Linked DNA regions of Mus musculus: region 2 is linked to region 1. A link is a loop called in an ENCODE intact Hi-C map of the cell type or tissue named here. Cell type or tissue: left cerebral cortex. All regions are shown on one strand. Links, peaks and the distances in the headings refer to the core of each region. The heading gives the core; the rest is flanking DNA.

Region 1 (7,955 bases), core at 1,290-6,289:
TTAAAAAACACTTAACTTTGGAGATCACACAGTCTAGCAATAATTTATTTCCCCTAATAGGTTTGTTGTAGGTGACACCTCTGCCTGTACCTGTAGGCCAAAAGATCCAAGCCGACTTCTGGGTTTGAAAACTCTATCAAACCCCACCAATTCCTGAGCATGAAAACCACTAATCCCTAAACTAGAAATCCCACCAATCCCTGGGCTTGAACTGAAACCTCACCAATCCCCACCCTGGAAATCTCCACCCTGGAAAGCTCTGGCACAGCCACATCGACTGGAAACAGTGACAGTCACAAAGCCAGCACAGCTGCTTGACACAGTTCCTGCTGAGCTGAGCTGAGCTGAATGCTGTGATCACTGCCATTCTGTCACCTTTGAGGCTTGGTCTCTGTGTGCTGCATCCTTGGGGACTTTCTGCATTATGATTCACTTTGTGTCTTTTCCTGAGAAAAATTATATTCCAGTCTCTCTTAGGAAAATTCTAAAATTAACCTTATCTGGCTGTATGCGTAAGCCTTCCTTATGCTCTGGAGACCATTAAAACACAGATAAACACATAATTAGATAAGACCATTACTGCAGGAAACTTCTTGGTGTATCACCCCCTGAGCTAACTCAAACAGTGTAATTGGTGCAGGGTAAACCGAGACAACTGACAAACTCTGACTGGCCAGGAGAATAGGTTACATTCAAGGCCTCCCTTTACAGTATGCTTAGAGCTTTCTGAAAATGAAGTTTAAAGATAGGGGGTTGTACAGGATACACCCTTGGAGGAATAGAACTAACTCAGTAAGTAACATAGGTTGACTAAAATAAATTTTTCCTACTTTATAGCATAGGTGATGAAGTAATAAAAGAAGTTAGGTATTAGTATTTGTTATTAATAAAAAGACCAGTTCAGATATTTTGTTTGTCTGGAGTGCTTTAAAACTGCAAACATTGCCAGCCAAAAAGCAGGCTGTCATGTAATAAATGTGTTTGCTTTGGAGGAGACATTCTTTAGGTTCTTTAAATTGGAGTTATAGGGCTGATGATAAAAATAAAATCTGTTCTATTTGTATTTTCTGATTGTGACTGAACTTGTAACTCTGGACATAAAGTGAAAAATCAAATATAATCGATACTTCCTGAATAATCATTGTTTTGTGAAATTGTCTTTTGTTCTGTGAAACCTGTAAAATAAAGAAGCACCTGATTACCAGTCAGTCACAGGGGCAAGACTGCCTGGCCACCTCCGCACTCACTCACCTTATCTCCTCCATGGCTGGACTGCCCTGTAGAAAAACTGCCTGGGCAGGCTCCTGGCAAAACTCCTCCCCGAAGAAGCCCTATATAAGCCTGTCTCCTGCTCAACTCCAATCTACTTCTCATCCAAGCATAGGCAACCACTCTCTTTGTTCTGTCACAGCAAATCTCTTGATGAGGTTTGTTGTGTCGGGTTACTTTGTGGTAGTCCTTGGCTCCCTACTGCTAGAATGATCTCCTTTCAGAGCTGTAACACTTCCACTGTAACGACAGTTTAACAACATTGGTGGTTTCCCTCAGAGCTGTGCAACTATTGGGGAAAGCTTTCCCCCTCAGCATACAGCTGCACTGCTCTCATTGAGAAAGCCTTTCCTCTCGGAGATGTAACCCAGTACCTATGTAGTAAGCTAAAATCATTGAGCTAAGCGATAGAGCATTTGCCTGAGACTAAGCAAACCCCGTTGCTTTGAGTGTAGCTGAGAGTCTAGAAGGCAGATTGAAAGCAAGCTCTATTGGTTCAGTGTAGGTAGTTTGTTTTTCCAACACCTATGCTTAATGAAACTGAACAATTTCTGTACCTCTCAGAAACTGGTGTTGGTTATGCAAAACTTGTTTATAATTATCCACTTGCAGAGCTATAATGGCAACACAGGGCAATATAAACATCTTAAAATTTATTATATATTCATTGGCATTTGCCTGCATGCATTCTGTGTGAAGCTGTCAGAATTGCTGCAACTGGAGTACAGTTTTGAGCTGCCATGTGAGGGCTTGGAATTGAACCCATGTCCTCTGGAAGAACAGCCAGTGCTCTAAACTGCTGAGCCATCTCCCCAGCCCCCAATATAAATATTTTATCAGGAAAGTACATATAAGCAACAAAAGCTGAAAGTCTCTCTCAGACAGAAGGAAGATCAGCTGCTAAGAAAACTCTCAGACCAGACCAGCTGCCTGGAAGAGGGTTAGACCAACTGGGACACTTAGAAAAGAGACACTCTCCAACCTCTTGAGCTACCTGTAAGCTGTGGCATGTGCTCCAGGGTCCCAGATTTGTGAGCTGTCACCCAAGCTGTGGTTGGCTTTTGTGATGCACTTTGAATCACTTTGACTCTCATAACCCCTCACCCATATTCCTGCAAATAACCCAGTAGAACTCATTGTTTCCCCAGGTTAGATTCTGGTGGGATCCATACTGTGGTCTGTCATGGGCTCCCTCTTTGGGATGAGGATCATGTGTATGTTGTGACATAATGACAAATCAGGAAGTTCTGTCACACAACCCTGAAAAAATAATAAATAAGAAGTACATGCCTGAAGAGTTCAGTATGACCTAAGAAAACATCTTGCAGGCTGTGTATGTGGCTCAATATAGAATACATATTTGATCTATTTTGATTTACTTGTTTATTTTTTAGATAGGGCCTCACTTTAGTTCTGGGTTGTCCGGAACTCGCTGTGTGAACCAGGCAAGCCTTAACCTCGTGGGGATCCGCCTGTCTCCAAAGCGCTTGGATAAAAGAAGTGCAAAACCATAGCTGGCCTTTGATTTTATTTTGTGTGTGTAAATGTTTTTCCTGTGTGTAGTATGTGTACCACATGTATGTCTGGTGCTCACAGAGGTCAAAAGAGTGCGTCGCTGCCAGCCAGTCATGGTGCACGCCTTTAATCCCAGCACCTGGGAGGCAGAGTCAGGTGGATCCCAGATTTCAAGGCCAGGCTGGTCTACAGAGTGAGTTCCAGGACAGCCAGGTTACACACAGAAACCCTGTCTCAAAACCAAACCAAACCAAAACAAAACAAATCCCCCAAAACCAAAAGAACAACAAAAACCAAGCAGGGTGTCACATACCCTGGAGACAGGAGTTAATGGAAATGTTGGGAACCAATACACAGAATCAGGAATCAACCCAGGTCCTCCGCAATGGCAAATGCTCTAAACTGCTAAGCCATTCCTCCAGCCTCAAGAGACTCCATCTTAATAAAACTCCACAAGTTGGGTGTGGACGTTAATGTTTGGTTACTGCTTCTAAGCATTAAGGTGTGGGTCATAGTGTCTGACTGGCTTCCAGCAGGATAACCAAATCAGATATAATATGTCATTGAACATTTGTAGACTCTTAAGTGTAAGAGTAATCTTTACACAGCTCTCCGCAGTAGTGAAGGGTACTTGATATCAAGTTATTTCTACCAGAATTTTGAGAATAAAAACAGTTTTAGCTATATAAGCGTGCAGAACAAAAAGAATGTGTTGACAGTTCATATGAGTGTAGCTCAAAGAATGTAGAAACAAAAGAAACTCCCCAACTAGACAACTAGACAGTCTTATGATTCCTGTCTTCCCTTCTCTAGTCTTGCCTAACCTTGCAGTTAGTAATCAAGAGGATCAGCAAAATGGCTGAGCTCCTAGAGTTGGTTCTGAGTTTGATCCTTGGAACCAGGATGGTAGGAGAGAACCAACATCTGTATGTGTGCAAGTATATACACAAATGCACACACATACACATATACATATATATTTTTTCCATGTACATGGGAAAATTGCATGAAACAGGAGAGAGGAAGAGAACCAGAAGATAGCTGTGAGACAGAACAGGTTTTGGTTCTGGTGATAGGACCTGGAGCTCCTCGGGCGACTGCCCGTACTCCCGACATCACTGAGAATAATTTTAGTGAACTGAAAGTAAGGTAAACTCACAATGATGTTAACATTTTTATTTCTTTATGTTGTGTGTGCGCACATCCATAGTAGCAAGTGGAGGAGAGGACACCTTGCAGGGGTTTACCTTGCTTTACCTACTAAACCGTTTCACTGGGCCCTAAATTCATATTTCTTTTTGTTTTATGAGCGTTTTGGCAGCATGTGAGCAAATGCACTGTGTGTCTGTTGCCTCCGGTGGCCAGAAGAGGCGCTAGATCCCTCGAGTTGGAGCCCGGGAAGTTTCTAGCCAGTCAGTCACAGGTGCTAAGAACCAACTTTGATCCTCTGAAAGAAAGGCAGTGCTCTTAGCCATCATCTCCCTAGCCCCCTTATATTTCTAATGATATGTTTAAACTCAGCTTTTAGAAGGCACTGAAAAACAAACTCCATTTAACAAGCTAATTCAGAGAATTTAGGGCTGGGGATGTGACAGCCAGCTGTAACTTGGGGGCACTGTTACTGCTGGTCCAGAAACAGGCTGCTCTCAGTTATTAGAGACACTTCCCTCGGTAAACCATTATCCTATAATCTCATTCTATTATTGACATTCCAGGTCAAAGGTCAGTGGCCTTTAAGGGATGCCTGGTACTATAGTAAGTTTCTTTAGCTGTCCCAGGGGAGTTATATGTACATTATTACACAGGACGATTCTCTTGCCCAGCTGTGGATTCCATAGATAAGGTACATCTTTTGTATATTATGTAACTTGCCCTATTCTGTAGGTGGTGTGCAGCTATGATATCTACTTTATAAAGCTTTCCTTTAGCCTTCTTCCAGCATGCTGTTTGGCTCTAAAGCCGCTGTCCTTCAGGTAGGAGTAAGAATGCACTTATTTAATTTAAATTTGAATTGAGTCTGTCTTTGGTCTTTCCCAGGGGATTGGAACACAACAAAAGAATAATGCATTTAATCTGCCTTGGAGACAGGTCTCACTGTGTAGCAGTATAGGGCAGTGTTGGCTTTAATTTTATCATTTTCCTGCCTCAGCCTCCTGAGTGTTGGGTAATTGCCAATAGGCCTGCTCATCCTACCTGTCATTTTGTTTGTAGACAGGTACATGTGTAGTACTGGCCGTCCTGGAACTCAGAGATCTGCCTTGCTCTGTCTCCTGGGTTCTGGGACTAAAGGCATGCGCTAACTCGCCAAGATTCAAGGTCAGCCTACTTTGAATCTACACGCCAGACTCAGCAGCATTGCCCATAAAGCAAAGCAAGCCTGCTGCGCATGTGCACTTGTGCCGCACCGGCCTACGTGAGGCTTCGCTGGCTGGTCATGGCGGCGGTAGAGGGCGGCGCCGGCTCCGCCCTCCAGGAGACGCAGTAGAGCAGAACTTACGACGCTAACTTGATTGAGCGGGCCAGGCCGCGGCCACTGAGCAAGGCGCTCTGAGGTCGCCGCGATTCGGCCTCGTCCGCTCGGTCAGCGCACTCTTCCTGCCTCATACGCCCGCCTTTGCCAACTTTCCCCATTAGTCCTTAACCAGGCAAAAACTGACAGGAGGATATGTCCCGGCCGGGCAACTACTAGTCGAGGGACAAGCTCCACCCCCGTTCTCTGATTGGCTCCTGGGAGGGACCTGCCACTTCCTCACACTCTCATTGGCTTAAGCGGCGGAGGCGGGGTGAGCGTGCCATACCATCCTTGCACTCTTTTCATTGGCTCAGGGGTGTGGCTCATCTTGCTTAGGCTCTCTCATTGGTCTACTACAGTCCTTGGGGCGGGGCCTCCGTGCAAGAAGACAACAAAGGGTCGCAGGTCGCTAGCGGGCGGCAGGCGGCGGTGTTCCAGTCTTCCTTACTCCTCACAGCTTAGGCGCGTCGGCCTCCTGCCAGTCCCACTCCAGATGAAGTGTGAGCACTGCACACGAAAGGTGGGTGCGTCGTCCGGCGGGGCTAGGGGCGAAAGCCAAGGCTGGAATCGGTGGTGAGGGTCGGGCTCAGCCGGGTGCACCTTGCTCTGTTATGTCGGCCTCTGACAGCCATCACCTGTCTGCAGAGGACTGGGCGGCGAGCTGGCTGTTGTCCACTGCAGGCGAGTGCACCGCCGGGACTGTCCGTGGAAGCTACTGTTCTGGGGCCGGGGATTGATCTCAGTCCCGGCACCCTGTTGTGGAAGTGAACGATTAATAAAGTAATTAGAAATGATGCTTTGAGCGGCTCTTCTACTTAAACAACAACAAACTTCAATACAACGAAGTGGAGAAGGAATAAAGGGCAGGCAGGCCCTCCTGTCCTGCTCCACTAGGTGGCTGAAGTGACTGACAGCTGCCTCACTTGCCTTCACACGTGATGCATGTGCAGGAATCTCGTTTGGTTTTTTGTTTTTTTACAGGAATTGTATCATATCCAAATACTCCATACGTTGTTTTTTTTTTTTTTCAGAGAATCGCCTGTAATCTTGTGTAATAGCCACATCTAAATGTTCTTATATATATTACCGTTAGATCACTTCCTGTTCTTCATTACTACTACAAACAATACAAATGGAGGGTGTGAGTGTTTATGTGTACCCTTCTATAAGTATGGATGATTTTATTTTGTAGAAAGGGTTTCTTAGAAGTAAGATCGACTGCTCAGGATATGTTTTGGTTTTTGGCATCACACTAAATTATTCTTGACTGAGCTCGGTGGTACACACCAATGATCCCAGTGCTTGAGAGACTGAGGCAGGAGCTCAAAGTTAGACAGTGCAATTTATCAAGACCCTATCTCATTAAAAAAAAATATGGTAGCACACATCTTAATCTGAGCACTCAGGAGGCAGAGGCAGACTTTCTGTGAATTTGAGGTCAGCCTGGTCTACATGGTGAGTTCCAGGACAGCCAGGACTATGTAGAAAGACTTGATCTAAAAAGGAAAAAAATAGATAAATAAAAATAGAGAAAAGAAAAATAATTTTCCTTTCTAACATCCCCCATCCTTTTTTTTTTTTTTAAAGGAATGTAGTAAAAAATCAAAAACTGATGACCAGGAGAATGTGTCCAGTGATGGGGCCCAGCCAAGCGATGGGGCCAGCCCAGCCAAGGAGAGTGAAGAGGCAAGTAGATGCTTCGGGTTTGTGTCAGCCTAACGTGAGCGTGAGTGGATCGGGTTTGTGTCAGCCTAACGTGAGTGTGAGTGGAGTGGCTACTGTTGTTTCTTCTGTCCAGTCTTATACTACCTTGCACTTCACTGCTCTAAGAAAGACTGAAGTAAAAGTGGGAAGAGCCATGTATAGGACAGTCTTGAGTCTTCTCAAACATACCAGGCCAGGAACTGCTTGAGAAATAGGAATATTGTGGTACAGTGTTGAAACCTTATTCTATAAAATGGAAGGAACTCACATTCTGTAATGCATGCAGACTTGAGGGTCAAGTTCCATGATTCTTTAAGCTTGCTGTTTAAGTTAACTAAGCTGCTTGTTTAGTTCAGTTCTTGTTTCAGCTAGTTGTGATGCTTGTTTGTACATACTGTATCACATTGTATCACATATTGTATCACATTTGGAGCTGAGCTTCATACCTGTCTCACTTCATGCTCTGAAGAGGCTACTGCATGTGTCATGCCACACTATGGATTCACAGAGAAGGTTACAGTCACAGTTGTCTTAGAAAATATTAGGACTAGTCAGGAATGCTGGTACACCTTTGGAGGTCCAGCTCAAGGTCAACCTAGGCTGTATAATGAGACCTTATCTCAACACAAAAACTGAGGGAGGGCTAAGGATTAGTCAACTGATAGAGAGCTTAGCTAGCTAGCCTGAAATTCTGAGCTCAATCATTTCAAACAAACAAATTGATTTTAGAGCTTACTAGATAGCTCAGCCGGTAAAGACACTTGCCACCGAGTCTCAGGATGTCAGTTTGATCCCCAGAACCCATATATGACATCTGGAGACTTATGAACACAGGTGACAGGAAAAGACCAGTTTTTACAAGTCGTCTTTCTACCTTTACACCAACATATTGCACACACACACATAACATCAAACAAGAAAGCAATCAGTCAATGTAATATAAAACTTTTTTATG
Region 2 (7,955 bases), core at 1,045-6,044, 200 kb after region 1:
TTTCTTTCTTTCTTTCTTTCTAATTTGTTTTTTTCTCTTTCTTTCTTTCTTTCTTTTTTTTTTTTTTTTTTTTTTTTTTTTTTTTTTTTTTACAAGACAGGGTTTCTCTGTGTAGCCCTGGCTGTCCTGAAACTCACTCTGTAGAGCAGGCTGGCCTCGAACTTGGATATCCACCTGCCTCTCCCTCCCGAGTGCTGGGTTTAAAGGTATGCACCACCACCACCACCTGGTTTTATGTTATTTTCTAAAATTGTCATTCCTTTGCAACATATGAGCATTAATATCTTTTCTCTTTTAACATTGAAGAAATGGGAAATTTCATTAATGACATTGTTGTTGATAAATCTTTTTGCCTAAAAACTAGAATAAAATTGCAGTTGTTTCAGTGATGCCTAAGACTGGTATATTTCCACATTTATGTACTGAACATTTATTTTAGCTGTTTGCCAGAAAACATCATGTCTTACTTAGTCTTTCATTGCTGTGAAGAGACATGACCACAACAACTCTTGTAGGAGAACATTTAACTGGGGCTAGCTTAACAGCCTCAGAGGTTCAGTCAATTATCATCAAGGCAGGAAGCATGGCAGCATGCAGGCAGACATGGTGCTGGAGGAACCACGAGTTTTACATCTTAGTCCAAAGGCAGCAGAAGGAGACTGTCCCACTGGGTGCTGCTTAAGACCTCAAAGTCTGCCTCTACAGCGACATACTCCTCCAACAAGGTCACATGTAATAATGCCACTCCGTATGGGCCTATGGGGGCCAATTGCATTCAAAACTTACACACATTGTAATGCTATATAGTGATAATTAATAGGTAGAAGTATTCTCTCTCTCTCTTTCTCTCTCTCTCTGAAAGGTGATTGTATTAGTAACTTTTCTGTTGGTGTGATAAAACATCTTGTCCAAGGCAATTTATAGAAAAAAAGACTTGATTTAGGCTTACAGTTAGAGAGTCAGGGTCCATATGGAAGGAACTACGTGGCAGCGGGTGACAGACTTGCTCCAGCTGGAAGTTGAGAGCTCACATGTCAAACTGTAAGCACAAGGCACAGAGAGTGAACCTGGAATGGCCTGTAGCTTTCCTACCTCAGAGCCCACCCCAGGACTTACTTCTTCCAGCAAGGCCATATCTCCTAAACCTACCCAAAAAGCACTACCAACCGGTGACCAAATATTCAAACATCTGAGCTAAGGGAAGCATTTTCATTCAAACCAGCGTGGGATCTCCTGTGGCCCTTGGATTCCTGGTCCTCCTCAGCCCTGTCTTTACCTCCTCTCCAGTTTGATTTCTGTTTTTGTTTACGATATTGTCATTCACAGCCATAAAATGGACCCCAATACTATTTTAAGAGAGTATCCCAACCATCTTGCCTCTGAATTGTCAATGCCTCTTTATAGCCCTCCCTATCCACTGGTGTCCTGTTCTCACAGGTTCTTTCTGTGAGCCTCTCTGTATTTGTAATCTGCCGTGGCCTGCGTGAAGGAAAGTCCAAGGGCAGGCTTTCCTTTTGAGATGACCCAGCAGTCTGTCCAGAAACGGGTGACACATTCCCCTGAAATACATCCCCGGGACTTTTTACACACCAGTTACACACAATAGGTAAGAACCCACCAGAGAGAAGGCAGAACCTACAAAGAACCCACATGCCTCAAACCTCCCAACACTTAAGTTGGCAAGCAATGGAGCCTTCTTAGTCTGAATGAGAATGGTCTGACCAACCTGAGATCCCATCCATAGTCAGTTTGCCAAGCACTTACAAAGAAGTTTCTGAATGGAGTGCTAATGCTTCGTGTTCAGGTGCAGTGGTAGGAAGGGCCCCAAATGGAGACACCAGTCACATTTCGTATAGATGGCTGTCCTGCCCGTTCTTTGCAGTGACATTTCCATGCTGTCAAGTCCATTTACTTAGCATGGCCTTGAAGAATCATAACCAGTAGTGAGGGGAGCAAAGAAGGCCAGAGTGTGTTTGTGTTTGACATAAGCCTGCGAGATCGACTCCAAATCCATGAGGACGCAGAGAGTTAACAAAGCTTTCCTCTGATCTGAGTGGGAAGTCAATGCTGCCTGCAGAAAATGGCCACTGTACTCCTTTCCTCACAGATATTACTGCCTGAAGACTGATCCCCGCAGGGACTGCTCCTACTGAGATCAGTTAAGCCCGCCCTCTTGATTTAGCTGCATACCACAACCCTGCCTACTCGTTCAGCTGTAAATAATAAACACACTGATGTTCTGGGATCTTGAAACTTCTCCATCAGACATCCTTCCCGGCTTTTCTGTGTGTTCATGTGTGTTTTTTCCTTCATTCCCTCACTACCCTAATTAGGTCAGTCCCTGGAGTTGTGTAAGACTCCGCACAGAGGGAAGACACGGACACTGCACTTGGCTTTAGAATCAGGTTAGAAAAGGTCGTTGGGGTAGAACCCTGGCTCTGCAGTCCGCCACTCTGGCTACCATGATTAGGAATGATCAAGCCACATTAGGAGGCCATATCAGTCAATGTTCCTTGCCTGAGTGTGTGCCCAGGTTCCAATCATCCCACATAGCTGCCAGATGCAGGAGTTATTCAAGAGCCTCTAGGGAACCCAGTCTCAGTCTGAGCCCATGACAGGTCACAAGGACCCTGGGGATGGCCAGCACTGACAGGCTTTGCCCCTCTGAGGTATGACAGAGCTCCTAAGATAGGCTCCTCAATGAGGGCTATGCCTACCGAAAACCCATGCAAATGTTATCTCTTCATGTGCTTTGGGCGTCATCTTAGTGTGAGGCTGGTCGATAAAGGAACAGCTGTAGAACTGTCAGCTGGCAGGCCATGAGAAAAACATTGAGCAGCACAGTGCAGCCAGGTCTTCTTGACACATGCTGGGAAGAGTCTTATCCCGCTAGGGCCTGAGACTAGAATTCATAGGATGGAGCCCAAAACCAGACTTGGTTTCATATGTTATGAGCTATGTCTCAGCACTGGGACCCAGGCAAGTTAACTCCTCTATACTTTAGTTTTGTCATAGAGAAGGCAGGAGCTAATTATAGCATCCTCTCAGGATATTTGTGAATGTAGCTGACATTCACTTGTGCCCTGGCACATACTCAAAGCTCAGCAATGGATCTATCCACCCACTAATCTTCCTAGTCCCTTTATAGTCAGCTGGGGACATTGCAGTACAAGAGAGGGACCAGCAGCTCATGGTGGGAGCTGCCATCTGAGGCAACCTCTCCTAAAACACTGAAGGGTTAGCACAGGCTGTCTCTTATATCAGTCTGTGGATGTGTTCTTATATGTATGTGTGTGTGTGCCCATGCATCCATGAGCATATATGTCTGCTGCTTTCCTATCATGGCTGTCTGAAATCCAGAGTTCCACCTACCCTGGGTGGAGTAGGCTGCTGCTATCACACCTCCCACAGTAGCCTCTATCACTCAGCCCTGTGGCATTAAGAGGTGCCACTAGGGCCTAGCCAGGGCACCCCCATGGCTAGGACTCCACCCTTATCTGGACAGTGAGATCTTCTCCATGGGATATCTAAGTCTCTAGGCTATGCCTTGTGTTGCAAGGATAAAGAAGCCCTGACCCAAATCTTTCTGCGCTCTTTCCTGATTCTCCCAGTTATGCAGAGAGCACGGTGCCCAGGGTAGACCCCAGGTGGGTGCAGATGTTCTGGGACTTCACGTGCATTCTGTGAGGACACTCCCTTTCTGTCTCGTGGCTTTACAGAACACCCGCCACCCGGTCTGGGTTCTGTTTCTATAGGGTGTGTTGTTGGAGGAGAAATTCTGAAATGAGCTTAGTAATGAGGGTATCGAGAGCTTTTGCATCCCTCCTTCTCCCACAGCAGCCCCGGGTGGAAATCGCCTTGGAGAGAGAAATTCCTCGCTCTCTTCCCCCTCCCACCCTAGCTCTGGTGCCCAAGAGCATGCAGGGATAGCATGCACCGGAGGTAGCTAGGAGCCAGCAAGCCTGTGTCAGACAATGTTGTGACAGCGCTACGCCCCGCCCCCTGATCCGCCCTCCGCGCGTGTTCCCTTCTGGTCCCCGACTCCCCCTCCTCTGCGTCACCTGACCGCATTCTGCACCTCAACTCTCCATGGAGCAGCTGCTGCGCGCCCAGCTTCACACCACAACACTGCGGGCCTTTGGGAGCTCCGGAGGGGGCTGCATCAGCGAGGGCTATGCCTACTACACTGACAGTGGCCCCGTGTTTGTCAAGGTCAATCGCAGGACACAGGTGCGCTGCCCGGTATACAAGGATAAAGTCTAGGAAGGGGAAAGAGGAATGCAGGATTCTGAGAAGTGGTGGAGGAACTAGACCTGGCGTACCCAACGCTCTGCTGAGGGGTCAACCAGCACTTGCATGCAGGCAGCTTCTTGGGACCAGAGGGTTTCTCTTTGCTGCATGATTATTTTCTTGCTTTTGCTCCCACACAGGGGCTTTAAATTTTCTGTAATCACTGACCATGGGGGAGGTGAGTCTTAGCGGTAAGCTGCTTCTGCCCATGTCTGGTCTCTGCTCTGACCTCAGCTCCTGCATTTTCCCAGCAGGTGAAGAGAGACAGGATTCCCAGGGCTAGGTTAGCACCATCGTTCTCAAAGGCTCTGTTGGTTTCTAGGACGTTTAAGATATCCCCGTTTAAGAATGTATGGAGCCAGGCATACATCTAAACCCTATCACTCTGGTACTTAGGAGGCTGAGACAGGAGGATGGTGAGTTCCATGTCAGCCTGGGCTACATGAGGAGAAGCTGGCTCAAAAACAAAAACAAACTAACAACAACAAAAGAATGCATGGAAAACTGTAAGACAACTGAGGACTGTTAGCTAGAGTCCCTGAGAGCAAGCTGTGCTGGCACAGCATGGTGCTCCCCTTCTGTGGGGGGAGGACTCCAGAGGTTCTGGACTCTGTGGGGAGTAGTTCTGGATAGTGGTTATAGTATCTAGGATGCTCCTGGTATCATTAGAGACGGTGAAGGTAGCACCTCCCTGCTTTCTGTGCAGCGTTGGCCTGGTTTGGAGGTTTACCCTGGAAGCATGGCTGAAGTTTGCAAATGCCCTTCCACAACAGGCTGCTCAGCACATGCCTCTTTGTCCCAAGTGCAGGTTGGCGATTTGAGTGTACCTGTCTGACTTTTCCCCTTGAAAGGGGATTAAGGGGGAAGAATGGTTTACATGTGTGATAATAAATGTTTTGGCTTCAAGTTTCACTTTTAATCAACGATATCCAATTTATTTTGTGTGTATGTATGTATGTGTGTGTGTGTGTGAAAGCTCTGGTTTGCATATTCATGACGTGCGTAGAAGTCAGTGGATAACTTTTGGGGAGTTGGTTCTGTCCTTCGGCCTTATTTTGTGGCAAGGTTTTTCTTGTTTCTGCTGCCACACGGCCTGTTCTAGGCTAGCTGGCCTGAAAGACTCCAGCTGACTGTTTGTCTCCCATCATGTGGTAGGAGGGCTGGGATTACAGATGCACACCACCACATCTGGAACACACTACCACATCTGGATTTTTGGAGATCAAAGCTGGGTGATCAGGCTTGAATGCTTTTACCCACAGTCATCTACTTTTTAATTTTTACAAATGTATGATTCTATATGTAGAAGTGTTCACAAACCCCATGAATAAATGCATGGGGGGGGGGGCTGAGGATGTCATTCATTGTAGAGCATTTGCCTAGTGTGGACAGTCTCCTGGGTTGAGCCTCCCAGCACCACAAATAAATAAGTAAATAAAATGCATGTTTTTAACCAAGGTATAGTGAACAATATGAAAGTTTGCTAAAAATAAGTGGGGGTATTTCTAAGTCACTTAGAAACAAGCCTCTGCATCCCAGAAAAGGCCTGTGGACAAGCTGGGTATACTAGCTTCTCTAGTCCTTGCTAGAATGGAGCCAGGCTCTTCTAACCTCACCACTCTGCCTTCTCTGACTCAAATGTGATCCCAGGTAATTTCTACCATGCCCAAGGCTGCCTGCCCCCACTTAGAGGCATGAAGGAAAACAATACCTTGGAGGACTCAGTCCCAGCCTCAGACTTTGTTGGTTCACACTTCACTTGTACCCATTCCTCTCACCCCACCCCCACCTTGCATCCCCTTGTGACCTGTGCATCTTCCACCGCAAGGCTTTGCTTGTGTGAGTCTCCCCTTAGACCCCTTGAATTCTGGCATCAGGCTTGTCCTTTCAGTTCCTTCTTACCTGAAGGGGTCTCTCTTGAACACTGGCCTCGAGAGATGGAGGTGATGCTGTTTTTCAGTAATTGAAGGCACTTGGTCTTCTGGCTTGTGCCAAGGGCCATGAGTACTTTGGTCTGGCTAGCAAGGTCCCTGTGAGGGTCCAGGATTGCAGAGCTGACAGAGCTCATGGCATTTGGATGCAGGCCCGGCAGATGTTTGAGGGAGAGATGGCGAGCCTGGAGGCCCTCCGCAACACTGGCTTGGTGCGGGTTCCTAAGCCCATGAAGGTGATTGACTTGCCAGGAGGTGGGGCTGTCTTTGTGATGGAGCACTTGAAGATGAAGAGCCTTAGCAGGTGAGTGCATTTGTGTGTATGGGGAGGGAGAGAGCCATGTGCATGTGCAAAGATAGGGAGAGGCTGACATACATATAGAGAGATATGCACAGAAAGAGAGAAAGGCGAGTTTGTACACAGAAAGAGGCAGGGACAGACATAGACACAAGACACAGAGAAACAGACACAGAAATAGAGAAGACAAACAGGTGGAGAGAGAGAGAGAAATGGAGAGAGAGGGAGAAGGGGAGAAATAGAGAGGGAGAGAGGAGAGAGAGTGAACACTAGGTAGCAAGGGAGAGAGAGAGAGAGAGAGAGAGACTGAACACTAGTGAGCATTCTCTGTTGAGCTGCTTACATAATTCAATCCAGTTGCCAGAGGTTTTTTTGTTTTTTGTTTTTTTTTTAAAGGTCTCACAATGCAGTCCTGACTAGCATGGAACTCACTATGTCATGCTGGCCTCTGCTTTCCAAGTGCTGGGATTAAGGGCATGTGTCAAGAGTTCCTTTTTAAAAGATGTATTGTTATTACATATGCATATATATATATGTATATATATATATACACCATATATGTATATATATAGACACACATATGTATATGTATGTATGTATGCCCACATGTATGTGCACCATGTGCATATCTGGTGACCATAGAGGCAAGACAAGGGTGTTGGGTCCCCTGGAACTATAATTCCAGATGTTTCTGAGCTGCCATGTAGGTGCTGGGAGCCTGGGTCTTCTGCAGGTCCTCTTAACGATGAGGCATCTCTTCGGTTCCAGTCCCTGGAGTCCATCCTTTACTTTTTTGGTTTTCTCTTATTAGACCTGAGATCCTGAAAATGAAGCTTCTATTAATTCTCCAACTTTCACAAGAGTAACCAAGCCAACTTTCTCTTTAAATCTTTTTAAAAATATTTATTTATTTATTTATTTATTTATTTATTTATTATATGTAAGGACACTGTAGCTGTCTTCAGACACCCCGGAAGAGGGCATCAGATATCATTACTGATGGTCGTGAGCCACCATGTGGTTGCTGGGATTTGAACTCAGGACTTCTGGAAGAGCAGTCATTGCTCTTAACCACTGAGCCATCTCTCCAGCCTCCTCTACTAAAACTTTAAAAAAGTATTTTATGTGTATGGGTACTTTGGCTGTATGTATGTTTGTGTGCCACATTTGTATACTACCCTCAGAAACCAGAAGAGGGGGTTTTAATCCCTTGTACCTGGATTTACAGAAGGTGTGAGCCACTCTGTGCATCCTGGGAATTGAACCCAGTTCCTCTTGAAAAGCAACCAGTGCTTTGAACTGCTAAGCCATCTCTCCAGCCCCCAGAGTCCTAAGACAAAGATTATTGCTGTTTTTTGTTTGTTCATTTTGGTTTGGGTATTTTAGTTGTGATGAGGCTGCATAAAGTAAGTGTATTTGAACAAGTCCCTTACTTT

The links. Hi-C counts contacts between places; a loop is a spot of excess contacts. Peaks named below come from ENCODE experiments on the same cell type or tissue, not always from the same donor. Only the 100,000 strongest peaks of a DNase experiment are listed, where the experiment ranks them.
Region 2: a loop joins it to region 1, with 2.3 times the contacts of the local background. A loop is called at or near these places in 1 of 42 quality-filtered maps.

The regions. Positions count from the first base shown.
Region 1 is chr11:121,231,536-121,239,490 of GRCm38, forward strand. Narf (nuclear prelamin A recognition factor) reads left to right here and starts at 5,701. Exons shown (of 11, transcript NM_026272.3): 1 at 5,701-5,816; 2 at 6,884-6,982. The coding sequence starts at 5,790. In left cerebral cortex, for the core only: CTCF peaks have their summits at 4,149, 5,200 (motif pointing right), 5,718, 6,199 (motif pointing right) and 1 weaker place; DNase peaks (open chromatin) are centred at 4,149, 5,236, 5,580 and 6,163; H3K4me3 peaks cover 1,584 bases; H3K27ac peaks cover 1,731 bases.
Region 2 is chr11:121,430,900-121,438,854 of GRCm38, forward strand. It overlaps Fn3k (fructosamine 3 kinase), which reads left to right and starts at 4,054. Exons shown (of 6, transcript NM_022014.4): 1 at 4,054-4,230; 2 at 6,374-6,525. The coding sequence starts at 4,090. It also overlaps a transcript of Fn3krp not described here. In left cerebral cortex, for the core only: a CTCF peak has its summit at 3,486; DNase peaks (open chromatin) are centred at 3,214, 4,002, 4,540 and 4,796; H3K4me3 peaks cover 2,875 bases; H3K27ac peaks cover 2,968 bases.